Linked DNA regions of Homo sapiens: all the other regions are linked to region 3. The links are chromatin contacts, found by Hi-C or POLR2A ChIA-PET in ENCODE. All regions are on one chromosome and are shown on one strand. Each heading gives the region's core, a stretch centred on a gene start or an enhancer-like site at or near the end of the contact. The rest is flanking DNA. Distances are from core to core; before and after follow the strand shown.

Region 1 (4,330 bases), core at 740-3,239, 1.5 Mb after region 3:
GTAGCCCAGTATCCATTCCCCTTCCTTCTGGGGAACCACAGCCTGGCCAGGGTGCCCTCTAAAGGCAGCACCTGTGGAGACACCATCCACACTCCCTCCACCTCCACTGCTGCCCATCCTCCATCTTCCTGTCAGTCCTTATCTCTCCAGTGAGTTGTTTTCGCTACTTATTGGTGGCTTTCATTACTTATTGCCAAAAACTTCCTCTTAGAAGAGCTCCTGGTACAGGTGATTGCATCTGGGTTCCAGCCCCTCTCCATACATCTCCAAAAAGCAGAGAAAAGCTCCTTAGTTTCCAGGGCCCAACTGGGCCTCTCTCCCAGGCAGAAAACAGAGGGGAGAGGGAAAGAGAAGACTTCCAACTTTTCTCAGCTTTGCCAACACCCATATGGTGCAGTATGACTCTGCCCAGCAGAAGTCCTGAAACCAACCCAGGTGGCACTGTTCCTCGCTGGATGGTGCAGTGCAAACCCAGAGAAGGCTGGGGACTGGTGGGCGCCAAGAGAAGGAGAAGTCAACACCTGCATACTCTACCACACGCTGTGACACACACTTCATGTGCCATTTCAGACAAAAAACCTGAGGTATTAAGCAGTAGAGCCCAGATCCGATGTCCAAAGCTGTGGTGATACTGCACCATGCTGTCCTTGGAATGACCACCGTGCCTTCCAGGATATGCTGGGGATGACCAATGAGGTTTTCAACCTTTGAAAATGCCCCTACTCCCAAATTTACACCACAAAAACATGGAAATCAACCTAAAAACAGTGCGGCTGCTTCTGCTCACTTCCTCAGGTTTGTACCAACAGTGGATCTGGTCTAACTCTGTTGAGGTCAGCATGTAGGAATCACAGTTCCAAGAAACAGAAACAGTGCACAAAAACATGAATGTCTCACGAAGGTTTATTTGAATAGAGTTACATCTAGAGTTCTCATTTCAGTGTACAAACAACTCAGTGCAGTGTTTCTAATACAAGTCATATAAAACTGGAACACACTAAATGAATAGTGCACTTGATAGAAAAATAAATTACACTTTAAATGCTACTGCAAAGTTTTACACATATAAAAGGTAAACACAAAATAGTTAGTGAGACCCTCATAACCACTTATCATATCCAGATAAGGAGATAAAAGGGGCAAAGGAATCTGTGCTATAAAAAAAAATCTCTCTGAAGAGGAGAAATCCTGACAAGTAACTGAATGATCATCTCAAGCAATGTGGTGACATAGGGACTTACAGATCGTATCTCTTAGAACTGGGAAGGAATCATAGCTCTACCAATGTGTTAACACAACCCAGTTCAGCTCAGGGCAAATTTCTATAATTCAAACAAATGTCCTCATACTAACGCCTAATATGTAGGAAAAGTTTCCAACTTTCTTCTGACCACTGAAGAGGTACAGTGTTTAAATTTTTGAGAGGATAAAAAGGACAAATAATCTAGAAATGTGTCTTCTTCAGTCTGCAGAAGACCCCAGGTCTCCAAGCAACCACATGGTCAAGGGCATGAATAATTAAAAGTTGGTGGGAACTCACAAAGACCCTCAGAGCTGAGACACCCACAACAGTGGGAGCTCACAAAGACCCTCAGAGCTGAGACACCCACAACAGTGGGAGCTCACAAAGACCCTCAGAGCTGAGACACCCACAACAGCACCTCGTTCAGCTGCCACATGTGTGAATAAGGATGCAATGTCCAGAAGTGTTGGCTGCCTCCAAGTGACAGGTAACACTGCAGAACCTATCTGAGGACCTGCCAGCCTCCCGTTTCACGCAGCCACTCTGCTGCTCTACAAAGTTTCACATCAGGGGTCAGCGGCTTTGTAAAGGGGACTCCGCAGGAACACAGCTGTGCTGGGGCTGCTGCTGCTGTACTGCGCCAGCAGAGCTGAGTGGGACAGTATTTACCATCTCTGGTCCTTTACAGAACAAGACTGCTGACTCCTCTCAATGACAAGACAAAAACTCTGCTTCTCGAGACTCTTACTTAGAAAAATAGCAGATTTTTCTCTCTGTGACTGATAAATAATTCTGCTAACAAGACTTCTGAAGGAAATCTTCATTTTGGGGCTTAGCTAAGAGAAGAAGAGGTGCAAGTTTTAGCCAGAAGTGAGAAGCATAAGATAACAAGTAGTCCAGATCCAAGAACCCAAGAACAACTCAGGGCTTTCATCCTTAAATCTCCATAGGATATCTGTGATTGTACAAAGGCAAAGGCTAGAGACAAATGTTAGGAGACTATAAGAAATATTTTTAAAAGTTTTTTCTTAAAACAATGTATAAATGTTAAGGAAGTAAGCACACAAGGAACAGAATCATTCCTCTGTTCAGCAGTGTCTCCTGAAGAGTAGGAATGAAATGACCATGACCTCCTGTGTGTCAAAAGATGATGCTACTGACATGTCACAAATTAGGTCTCACTGATTAATTTACAAGTTCTCAGGCAAAGTCTAGAGCAGGTAACTGAAACCTTCACGTCTTATTTTAAACCATCCTGTCAACTCCCACTTCCCCTATCAGGGCTATGAAATGGACTGAGTTGAGGTTCCTCTCCTGTCTGCCCGCAGGGAGGCAGCACTATCTGCTCCCCGCCACCCCACCGTGCTCCGTCCGAGGCGTGCACGGCAAACCCTCAGCAGTGCCCCCGGCTGCCCCTTCTCCAACCTCAGCCCAGTCTCACCAGCCTGCTTCTCACCCACTATCATCTCCAACCTTTCTCTTTGAACCCATCAAGGATGCCGGCACACATGCCTCTCTCTTCTCAAGAGACAGACATCTCCCCTTCCCTACCTGCCACATTCGTAGACCACCTCAGCCCTGCCTCTCCCCACCACACTGTTCTCAGGGGAGCAGAACAGGAAGAGCTGTTACAGCAGCTCTGCGCATGGCAGCAGCAGCAGCTATGACAGGAAACCAATCCCCAACACGCATTTAATCTGTCGGGGCCAATTCAGCATTCAAGTATGAACTTCCGTGTTTGCCACTTCATGTCAGGGCATGAGACAAAGTTTCCTCTGAGCTTGAAATTCAAGTGAATTTTAACAAAGTCCCTACCAATATTCTAACTGTCAAGAATACAGGTATCCAACGACATAAAGGTCACAGACTATGTCCAACTACCTAATTCCTAATTTTAGGAAGTTTAAAATAAGGATGTTGTCACCTCCTGAACTGGATGGGAGATTTAGGTCTTCCAAGGCATAATGCCTCAGCTGCTCTGTGGTGAGCAGCACAACGGTAACCCTGTAGGACATCTACGGTTGCCAAGACACTGAAAATTTGATGCTCATTCCATCATGTCCTGGGTCAAGCCCCTGGTTCTAGGTGTCACCTTCAGCTTTGAGAAAATATGTCCTATAATTAAGAACTGGCAAGAGCCCCACCAGTGAAACTCAGAAGCTGTTTTTAGCATAATGGCTAAGGGGAGGCAGCCAGCAAGAAGTGTTGACTTTCCTTCTGCAAAAATGTTTTGTGCAAACGTGGGTTCCAATCACTACAGCTCCCTGGGAAACAGTGCAAGATTAAAATTCCTGAGCTTTCCAGTCAGACACTAGTGTGCGTTTGCCTGGACACACGATTATGTTATAAGGAGCCCAGGAAAGTCCAATCCATGAAGTTTTAAGGATCTAAGACTGGATGTTCTTTTATGCTAAGCAGTACAAATTAGTGCTTAATTATATACATATTGCAGGACAGAAAACTAGAAAGCAAATTCCAGGAGGTATAGCTTAAGATCAGTTCTCCATAACGAGGGATTAACAACTTTACCAATATGGTTTCCACATCATCCTTCTTCCCCATGGCAACCGAGGTTTACCTTGTTCATTCGAAAATTATAAAGCTAAATAGCGTTATTTCTGGGTATTAGAATTACAGATGGACATTGCTATACTTTATTTTTCTGTGATGAGTATATATTATTTTAACATCCAGAATTTCTTTGTACAGGCCCAAAGGGATGGGGAAGTTTTAGAGATCTCTTTTAAACTAACACAGAATTCCTAGTGCAATGCAGGTTCTTTCGGTATATGCTGTGTATAGCTTCATACATGGTAGGTATTTAAGAAACAACATCCCTTCACCCCTGTTCCTATTGCCTATTTTGGTCTTGGTGTATTTGTTTTGTTTCATTTTTTTTTCCAGTTTGAAAGCTCTAAATTTATTCAGCTTATACTGAAAGGAAATGAAGTCTATGTCCAAATAGGAAACAATGTGGAGTACTGCTGTGCTGTGCCTTCATTACCTGAGACTACAGCAGCCTGCATTCTCCACCGGGCTCGGAGGAGTGCAGATGCCTGAGGTAAATGCCCCAGGGTCTCTTCAACA
Region 2 (4,176 bases), core at 789-3,288, 1.4 Mb after region 3:
AGCCTGGGCAACATGGTGAAACCCCATCTCTACAAAAAATACAAAAATTAGCTTGGCATGGTGGTGCAAGACTGTACCAAGCTACTCGGGAGGCTGAGGTGGGAGACTCACCTGAGCCTGGGAGGTGGGGGCTGCAGTGAGCGGTGATCACACCACTCCACTCCAGCCTGGGAAATAGCGCAAGACTCTGCCCCCAAAAACAAACAAAAAAAGGATTATCTCAATTCTCAGGCTTAAAATTTTTCATGGAATCTCAAGCCATCTTCAGTCAAGGCAAGAATTTAGAACTTTTCTACCCTCATCTTCTACCAAAATCTCTTCATATGCCGTGGAAGACTCTAAATCCTGTTTATCCTTATGGTCTAGGTCCCAAGTTCCCAAAAGATATCTAATAACTTACACTATTTTCCACACACAATCCTGGGAAAATGTTCTATTCCTCGGGCAGAGGGAAATCTGGCTGAGATCTCCGATAAGAGTGCTGTTTCCAATGGGAAGCAATGTGAATGGGCAAGGAAGGAAAGCCCCAGATGTGGTCAGAATAAAGCAGACCGGCTGACAACTAAAGCCACGCACAAAGGATATGTCTCCCTGGCCTTCTTCTCCCCCGCTCCTATTTCGTTTAATCCTAACAATTAGGATAACTATCATCACCCTTCTACAGTTGCTGACTCTGGAGCTCAGAGGGGGAAAGATCGTGCTCCACATCACAACACCGGTAAACTCTCAGAACCTGCATCAAACCCAGGTCTTCAAACTCACCCCTCCTGTTTTTCCCAATATGCAGTGCTACCTTTCATGGTCGGCCCATTTCTGGGAACTTCGATACTGTGCTTCTATTGCTCCAGGTTTAAGGAGCATTCTGAGCCTTGACCGGTTCTGAGCTTTGACATCCAACAATCTTATGGCTCTGCTTGGAACATCAGTCATTGACACCTCTAAAAGATTCACTATCCCCTCTGATACTCCATGCCCACCATCCATCCCCAAAACTTCAGAAGAAATGAGGTTAGGAAACCAGGACAGAGCAGAAAGTGCACTGTTCTACAAGGGCTGAAGATGAGTCACAGGTAACCCAGATGAGCAATCAGCCAAGTCTCTTCCACGGCCAATTCATTCAGTCCGCCAGGCACAAGCACTTCTCTCCCGAAGACTCACCTGATAAGAACACCAAAGTTCCAACGTTTCTCGTTGGAAATGAGCACAGAGAGGACACTGCTCACACAAGCAGTGTGGACGCAGCAAGCTCCGCGCCCCGCAACCCTGCACCGAGCACGGTTAACCTCACACTCCCACAGGCGGCAAGAACCGGGACGGCGATGCCCAGTCCAGGCGCTTCCCCTTAGAAGCCCCTTCGCCGCTGGCCCCTATCAGAAAGGAAAGGGGAGGAGGCTGGGGGAGAAACAACTTTATGCTCATTTGCAAGACAGGACCAAAACAAAACCAGCAAACCGAAGCCCTTTAGGAACACCGCCCAGTTCACGGCGCGTGCAAGTTCCGAGGGCAGTTAAGTTTTTGCAACACTTCCCAGCCCTGACCCTGCCCAAGCCGCGGCCGGAGGACTGAGGAAGTGGACGGTCCCGAGCGGGAGGCCCGCGGCAGGAAGTGGAAGCAGAGCCATCTGCGGGATAGGGAAGGAACCGCGGCTACAAGGGAGAGGCGGAGGCCGCCCCCACTTCCTCAGCCCCAGGCAGCCCAGGAAGCCGAGACTCCCCCAGGGAGTCCTCCCGGAGCGGAGCGGGGCCGCTGCCGGGGCGTCGCCCTCCGCCGGCCTCGGGGCGCGACATGTCCTGCCGCCGCCCGGCCACAGCCCGGCACGGAGGGAGCAAGAGGCTGCGGGCGTGCGGCGTACCCCACTCCCCAGCCCGCGCCCCACCCCGCCCGGGGCCCGCGGGCGCCGCGCCCTTACCAGGGACCAGTCCCGCCGCCTCCGCCGTCCGCACCCGGCCCGCAGCTCTTAAACGCGCCCCGCCCCCTCCCGGGGCCGGACCCCAGCCGTCCTCCACCGATTTGTCATTGAGCTGCCGGGCTCGCTTTCCCACCCCCCGAGCGCGCCTCCGGCGTCGCCTAGGCAACCCCTCCTCTCGAGAGCGCGCCCTCGCTTCCGTTCTTGCCCTCTCCTCGGAAGCCACGCCCGTCGGGGGGCTGTCAGCCAATCCGAGGCTGATTTTCCAAGCAGCGGGCGGCCGGGGAGGAGGTTTCACCAATGAGAAGCTGCCCCAGGCACGGGGGGGCGGGCCCAGCGCGCCTGCCCCGTCCCCCTCTGTTTCTCTCTCTGCCCCTCGGACACGCAGCTGGTAACCCTGCGGCAGTGGAGGAGCTGCCCGCCGGTATTGAGGGCGGGTGCGGGTGCACAAGGTGGGGCGCCAGTTGTGGGATTCAGGCCAGGGCTAGGACGAAGTAATGGAAAGCAAAAGCGAAGGACAGACCTGATCATACAGAAACAGAAGAAAATTACGAGGTGGCGAAGAGTGCTGGAGCGCGGCGATGGGGATGCCGCCCGGGGGTCTTGGGGCGGGACTCCACCTGCCGCCACCACTCGCTTCGCTGATGACATCCCATTAGCAGTAATGGAGTTAGTGAGTGCATGGCGGAGACTGGACCCAGGCCGCCTACAAGGGCCAGAATCCCACCCCAGCCATAGCCTCGAGGCAGGAAGTGCAGTGGGCAAGCTCCCTGCCAAAGCCCAGGAACGTGTGATTTTGTATCCAGTACAGCTTCATCTCGGTGGATTTTCCTTCCTAACCACCTCCTCCTCCACAGGTTTTGTGACCGTGCTGACCCCTACGCAGACCTCATGAGAGTCACAAGCCATCGCAACTGACAGTTTAAACGTCTGCCTCTTATCTCTAAGGGAGGGAACTATCTCTTATGCAATGTGATATCCATGGCTGCTAGCACAGTGTAATTAATTCTTTCATTGTTGATCATTGTAAGTTAGGATGCATGTGTATACTATATTGGAGGCTTTGGGCCATGATTAGATTGCTATGTATCTACCAGATCCAGTCCCTCCATCAGCATCTATATCAAAAAGCACAGAAGCTTTACCTTAGTCTTAAGTGACCAACTTAACAAAAAAGTGCAATCAGAAGAATATCCTAGTGTTAGCCTACTAAGTATTCTGTTTTTACCATTCTCATTCACATTTAAAACTTTTATTGAGTGCTAATCGTATGACAGACACTTTGCTAGGTACAGTAAGGAGATGGGGTAGGAGGCTTCTCAAAGAGGAAGCTCCCTAGTATTTATAACCTAGAAGAGGAATCAGACCCAAACCTTTTCTTACGGAGTAACAGTTAAGTGCACAGGTTTGGAGTCTGGAAGCATAGGATTAAAGGAGGGCTCTACCTTGTGACTAGCAGTTACTTAATTAGGAAACTACTTCTGTGGGCTTTAGTTTCACCAGCTGCCCAATAGCAGCACCTCCATGCTATAGGTAAGAAGATGTACATGCAAGTCCACATAGAGCTCTCAGTACAGTGCTAGGAACTTGGTGAGTGCCTCAGGAATGTGAGCTTACATTAGTGATTGCCACCAGAGGCCACGATGTACAGTCAAGTGTGTGATCACCAATCTGGTACAGCCTTATCTCCCAAAGCCCATCTGTATCAAGTGTGACCGCGTGCAGCCTGGTGGAAAGGGCCTGCTGTGGTGGTACCCTTTGTCAAATGCAAGTATAGAGAGGAGAGCAGCTGCAGCAGCCTACCCAAGTGAAAAGGGTATGATAGTTGAGGGAACAGGGTCAGAAATCAGGCCACAGGCCAGGATTCTACTGTTCCCACCTGCCCCCCATCCCCTAGGACCCACAGCAGATGCAGGAGGTTTCCCCACCTTTTCTGGGGTGCTGAAGTGCCATTCCTTTGCATTGGTAACAGGATGCACAGGGCTTTCTGAGAAATGCTGCTTTCATTCTCTGCCTGCCTAGAACTCGGAGGGGTCCTACTGGGACTCCTCCAGCAGGATCATCTATTCAGATCCTGGACATGCCAGACCCTGAGCTGTGCAGTATATTCAGAGAGGAGTGGCAGGACCCTTTTGGCGGGGCTGTCTCACACAGGACACCAATAGGGGAAACGTGTCCCAACGGGAGAAGGGAACCAAGAGGCCACCAGCCTCAGCTGCCTCTAAGGTGGCTCATTCCAGGTCTCAGGGGACCTCTTGTCTGCTGAGTTT
Region 3 (3,709 bases), core at 454-2,953:
TTCCATCTTTCTCATCAAATCTTACTTTTTACTCTTTGTTTCTTTTTTTCCCATTTCAGTTAGATTGCTCTCTTCATTGTACTTCCAGTATGCCTCTTGAGCCTTTGCACCATGGTGTTTCTTCTCTGGAATGGTCTTTCATTATCACCCATCCATTTTCAAAAGGTTGCATGTGCTTTCGTTCCAAAGACATTAGTTTATAGATCCAACCAGGAGTCGCATCCTCCATGTCATCCCTACTCTTTCAAATCACATACCTCTACCTTTTCTGCACTACACAGAAGGGCCTACACACGGCTTTCATACTTTAGCTTAGCCTCTCCGACCATACCTCCTAAGACCCTGAGGATCAGGGGGCATTATCTCATAGTTCTCCCGCACTTCTCTCCCATCCCAACACATACACTAGCAAGGAGCTCCGCACACAAGCTCCTCCAGTAAAAACAACGCACTGGGCAGTGCATCTCAACACATCAAATTACCGGCGTGCATAGGAGCCTGATGCGGCAAATCTGTGGGTCCTTCGGGATCCTTGAAGGCAGCCCTATAATTTGCATTTTTCTACGCTCCAAAACACTTTCCGGGCCAGATGCGGTGGCTCACTCCTGCTGTCCCAGCACTTTCGAAGACCCAAGACGGCGGATCACTTGAGGTCAGGAGTTTGAGACAAGGCTGGGAAACATGGTGAAACCCATCTCTACAAAAAAATACAAAAAGTAGTTGGGGGGGGGTGGTGCACGCCTGTAATTCCAGCTACTCGGGAGGCTAAGGCAGGAGGATCACCTGAGCCTGGGAAGTCGAGGCTGCAGTGAGCCGTGATCGCGCCACTGCACTCCATCCGGCCTGGGCGACGGCGGTGAGACCCTGTCTCAAAAAAATAAAAGCCACCACTTTCCCACTTATTATCCCAGGGAAACGCACGCGACGGAGGAGCGAAGGAGCGTTTATTTGTGGAGGCGCTCAAGTAAGAAACCCTGCTCGCTGGCCGACTCAAGGGTCTCCAAAGCCTTCTCTGGGCTGTCTCCCCTCCCCAAAAGGCAAAGAACCGTTAACAAGTTTACTTCCGGCACAAGCGTCCGCGCCTGCTCGGAAAAGGGAGCGTGGACACACAGCTCTGTTACGGGAAGTCGCAGGGCACAATTTCCTTCATTGCAGTCGCCCTCTGGGCGGACGCCCTAACCCAGAAGTGAAAGACCGTTTCCTTCGAGTATCAGACCCCCGACCAAAGGAAGTTCCACTTGGACGACTTTTACCCAGGGTTTCCCGATTCCTCTTTAGCTCTTCCTATCACGCTCCCTGCTTGCTGGTGCATTGTTGCTGTGGCCACTTAGTTCCGACCTTCCTTGTCTAACTCGAGTTTTGTCGCAACTTTCCAAGGGGCCTAACCACAACCTTTTCCGTAAAAAAAAACAAAAACAAAACCTTTACCCTACGGGTCCCCATCAGGGTCAACTAACGTTCTCCGTGAGGGGCAAAGCTCCCGGGGACTTTACGCCAGCGAAGCCTAACACGGCCAGGCCAGCGCCTGCGCGGGGCGTTACCATAGAGAGGCAGCCGCCTCTCTGGTCTCGGTTTACGCTCTCTATGGTGTACCCGGGTTGGTGGCGGTAAGAAGAAAAAGGGTGACCGCACTGCGCAGGCGCCCTCGGCGTCTCTCTCGCTCTCTCGGTCTTTTTTTTTTTTTTCTTTTTTTTTTTTTTTAATCCCCGCACCAAGCGCTTAACCTCATTGGGGTGGAGGAGAAGGCGGCGGCTCTCTGGTCCGCAGCGGCAACAGTAACGAAAAACAGGGCTGTAAGTACCCGGTCAGGGGGCGGAGGGTCAGACCCGAGCCCTCTCGCGGCCCTGGCCCCTCCCGCGCAGTGGCGGGCGCCGGGTCTGGGTGGGGGCGATGTCCAGCGCTGTCATCGGCTCTTGGGTGCACTTTGGGGGGATGGGGCGGCCCTGAGGTGGGAGCCTGGCGAGGAGCGGGATGCGAGGGTTGTTTATCCAACCAGTAGGTCGCTGAGCCCAGGCTGCTTTGCAGAGGGAGGGGATCGGCCCTGGGGTCAGTCGGGCTTTGTGTGCCCCTCTCTGTTTCCCTTTTCCAGACCCCACCCGGGCCCCCTTCCTAACCCGAGTCTCCCCTGCCGGGTGGGAGAAGCCAGCGAGCCCGGGGCGCGTTTGAAAGGAAGGGAGGGGGCGAGGGAGAGAAACCCACAACAACTAGTCATTGGCGAGTGATGGGTGTGAAGAAAGATCCAGAGAGAAGGGGTGCCGGGAGGCGGGCGGCCCGGGCTCCCGTCCTGGGCTCCCAACCGGGCCAGACAAAAGCTGCGCGAGCGGCGCCGAGCGGAGCGGCCGGCTTGATGGGATGCACAAGGTCCCCTTGGTTCCCGGGGCCTTCGAAGAGCTTCTTTCTGAAGCTGGGAAAGCGAACAAGTGCTGAGTTAAGCCTGTGCAGACTTCTCAACTTGCCTTTGTTGTTCTTTGGTATTGGCAGAGACGCTCTGACGAAGATGAGTGTGTGATCTTGCACGTTAGCCTGGCTAGGTACAATGGAGCTAATCGAATTTTGCTTTCCGTTTTCCGAGCTGCTGGGATGAGTATGGGGCTTTCCAGAGTTTAAATTATTACATAATATTTTTAAAATAGTTGTTTGCTTCTAAAATTAAAAAAAATTAATGTGGAGTCTGAAAGCACGCTGTGGTGAGTTTGCAGCTGAGTTTGCAGCTGGGTGAGTTTCTGTGTAGTGGGGTGCGTTCATTAAATACTGACCATTCGTAGAACCTGTGAGCTCTTTAAACATGATACTTTCATTTGTAGATGTGGCAATGAGAGCTTCAGATTCTCTAGTCCTTTGGGAGACCGTGATGCAGAAGAGTCAGAAGCGAGAAATAGTTTCATGCCGCCATGTACCTTGGACCCTATTTGGGTGCCACAGTCCGTTTTCAATTCTGGCATTAGAAATTGTTTTTATTACTACGATTATTTACGACGGTAACTGACCTCTCGATATGAGGGATCCTGGATATTGGCTCCGTTTGCTCATCAAGGGATTGGGAGAATAGCAACATTGATGTTGCGACCATATAGATAAAAAGTAGCACAGTGCCTCAGAGTATTGAATATTATTTATTTTTTACATTTGTTAAGAAATTTAAATTTTGATGATCTGGTTATCTTGTTAAATTGTGTAATACACCTTTTTAGCAGTTGTTACTGAAATCTCAGTTTCTATAATTCATTGTTTATTATGGGCTACCTTGTAACACCATTTTAGACTTCTAAAGTTTTAGTTTTTATGAAGGAGTTTTCAGCCATAGCTTTTAATTCTCCCAGGTAAGGTTAACCAAAGTCAGGACTCCTTAGAGGAGACTTTGTTGGTGGTGGAGGTGTCAAATATTGTATCTCTGTGTTACAACTGAATTGGCAAATACAGAAAAGGCTTTTGCTAAGTTTTCACCATAAATTTGTGTTAGAACGGAAAACCCAGATCTCCTAGTATGTCAGGCTTTTGAATTAACCCACAGATTCCACTTTATTTATGTAAAAGAGGTAAACTTTTTTTTTAATTGATAGCAAGTAAAACTCTGAAGCCTGGTGTATTATGCTTAAGTAACTAGTGGGATAGAATCTCTTTAAGTGTAGTTCAGATGATGGGAACTTGCTTTTTATAGAGCAAGATTTCAGACCCTTAAAATAGTTTGACAGGGATGTTGAGAAATGAT

Evidence for each region. A loop is a pair of places that touch in the nucleus more often than their neighbours do. ChIA-PET counts read pairs that join two places held with the same protein, here RNA polymerase II (POLR2A). Pooled maps may share reads with other maps.
Region 1: a map of naive thymus-derived CD4-positive, alpha-beta T cell shows a loop between it and region 3 (4-fold over the local background). The contact joins the enhancer-like site here to the promoter of CLASP1 in region 3. A Hi-C loop is called at or near these places in 1 of 168 maps with a recorded cell type or tissue (naive thymus-derived CD4-positive, alpha-beta T cell) and 6 of 50 pooled maps. POLR2A ChIA-PET finds 5 or more read pairs at or near these places in 1 of 52 experiments (OCI-LY7).
Region 2: a map of ascending aorta shows a loop between it and region 3 (4-fold over the local background). The contact joins the promoter of RALB here to the promoter of CLASP1 in region 3. A Hi-C loop is called at or near these places in 1 of 168 maps with a recorded cell type or tissue (ascending aorta) and 12 of 50 pooled maps.

What each region holds. Positions count from the first base shown.
Region 1 is chr2:120,175,675-120,180,004 of GRCh38, reverse strand. EPB41L5 (erythrocyte membrane protein band 4.1 like 5) reads right to left here. Exons shown (of 25, transcript NM_020909.4): 25 at 886-4,330. Among named protein-coding and RNA genes, the nearest start is that of TMEM185B, 46 kb to the left of the region's middle. RefSeq lists an enhancer at 2,772-2,871. Within about 2 kb of position 1,989, at least 2 of the 41 ENCODE cell types and tissues checked have a DNase peak (open chromatin) inside an H3K27ac peak, as active enhancers do; they include OCI-LY7, where a contact is called at or near this core.
Region 2 is chr2:120,250,714-120,254,889 of GRCh38, reverse strand. It overlaps RALB (RAS like proto-oncogene B), which reads right to left and starts at 2,038. Exons shown (of 5, transcript NM_002881.3): 1 at 1,910-2,038. RefSeq lists an enhancer at 986-1,255 and a silencer at 1,756-2,345.
Region 3 is chr2:121,647,456-121,651,164 of GRCh38, reverse strand. It overlaps CLASP1 (cytoplasmic linker associated protein 1), which reads left to right and starts at 1,703. Exons shown (of 41, transcript NM_001395891.1): 1 at 1,703-1,793. It overlaps NIFK-AS1 (NIFK antisense RNA 1), which reads right to left and starts at 1,511. Exons shown (of 4, transcript NR_037857.1): 1 at 784-1,511; 2 at 483-697. RefSeq lists enhancers at 1,193-1,462, 1,494-2,120, 2,121-2,749.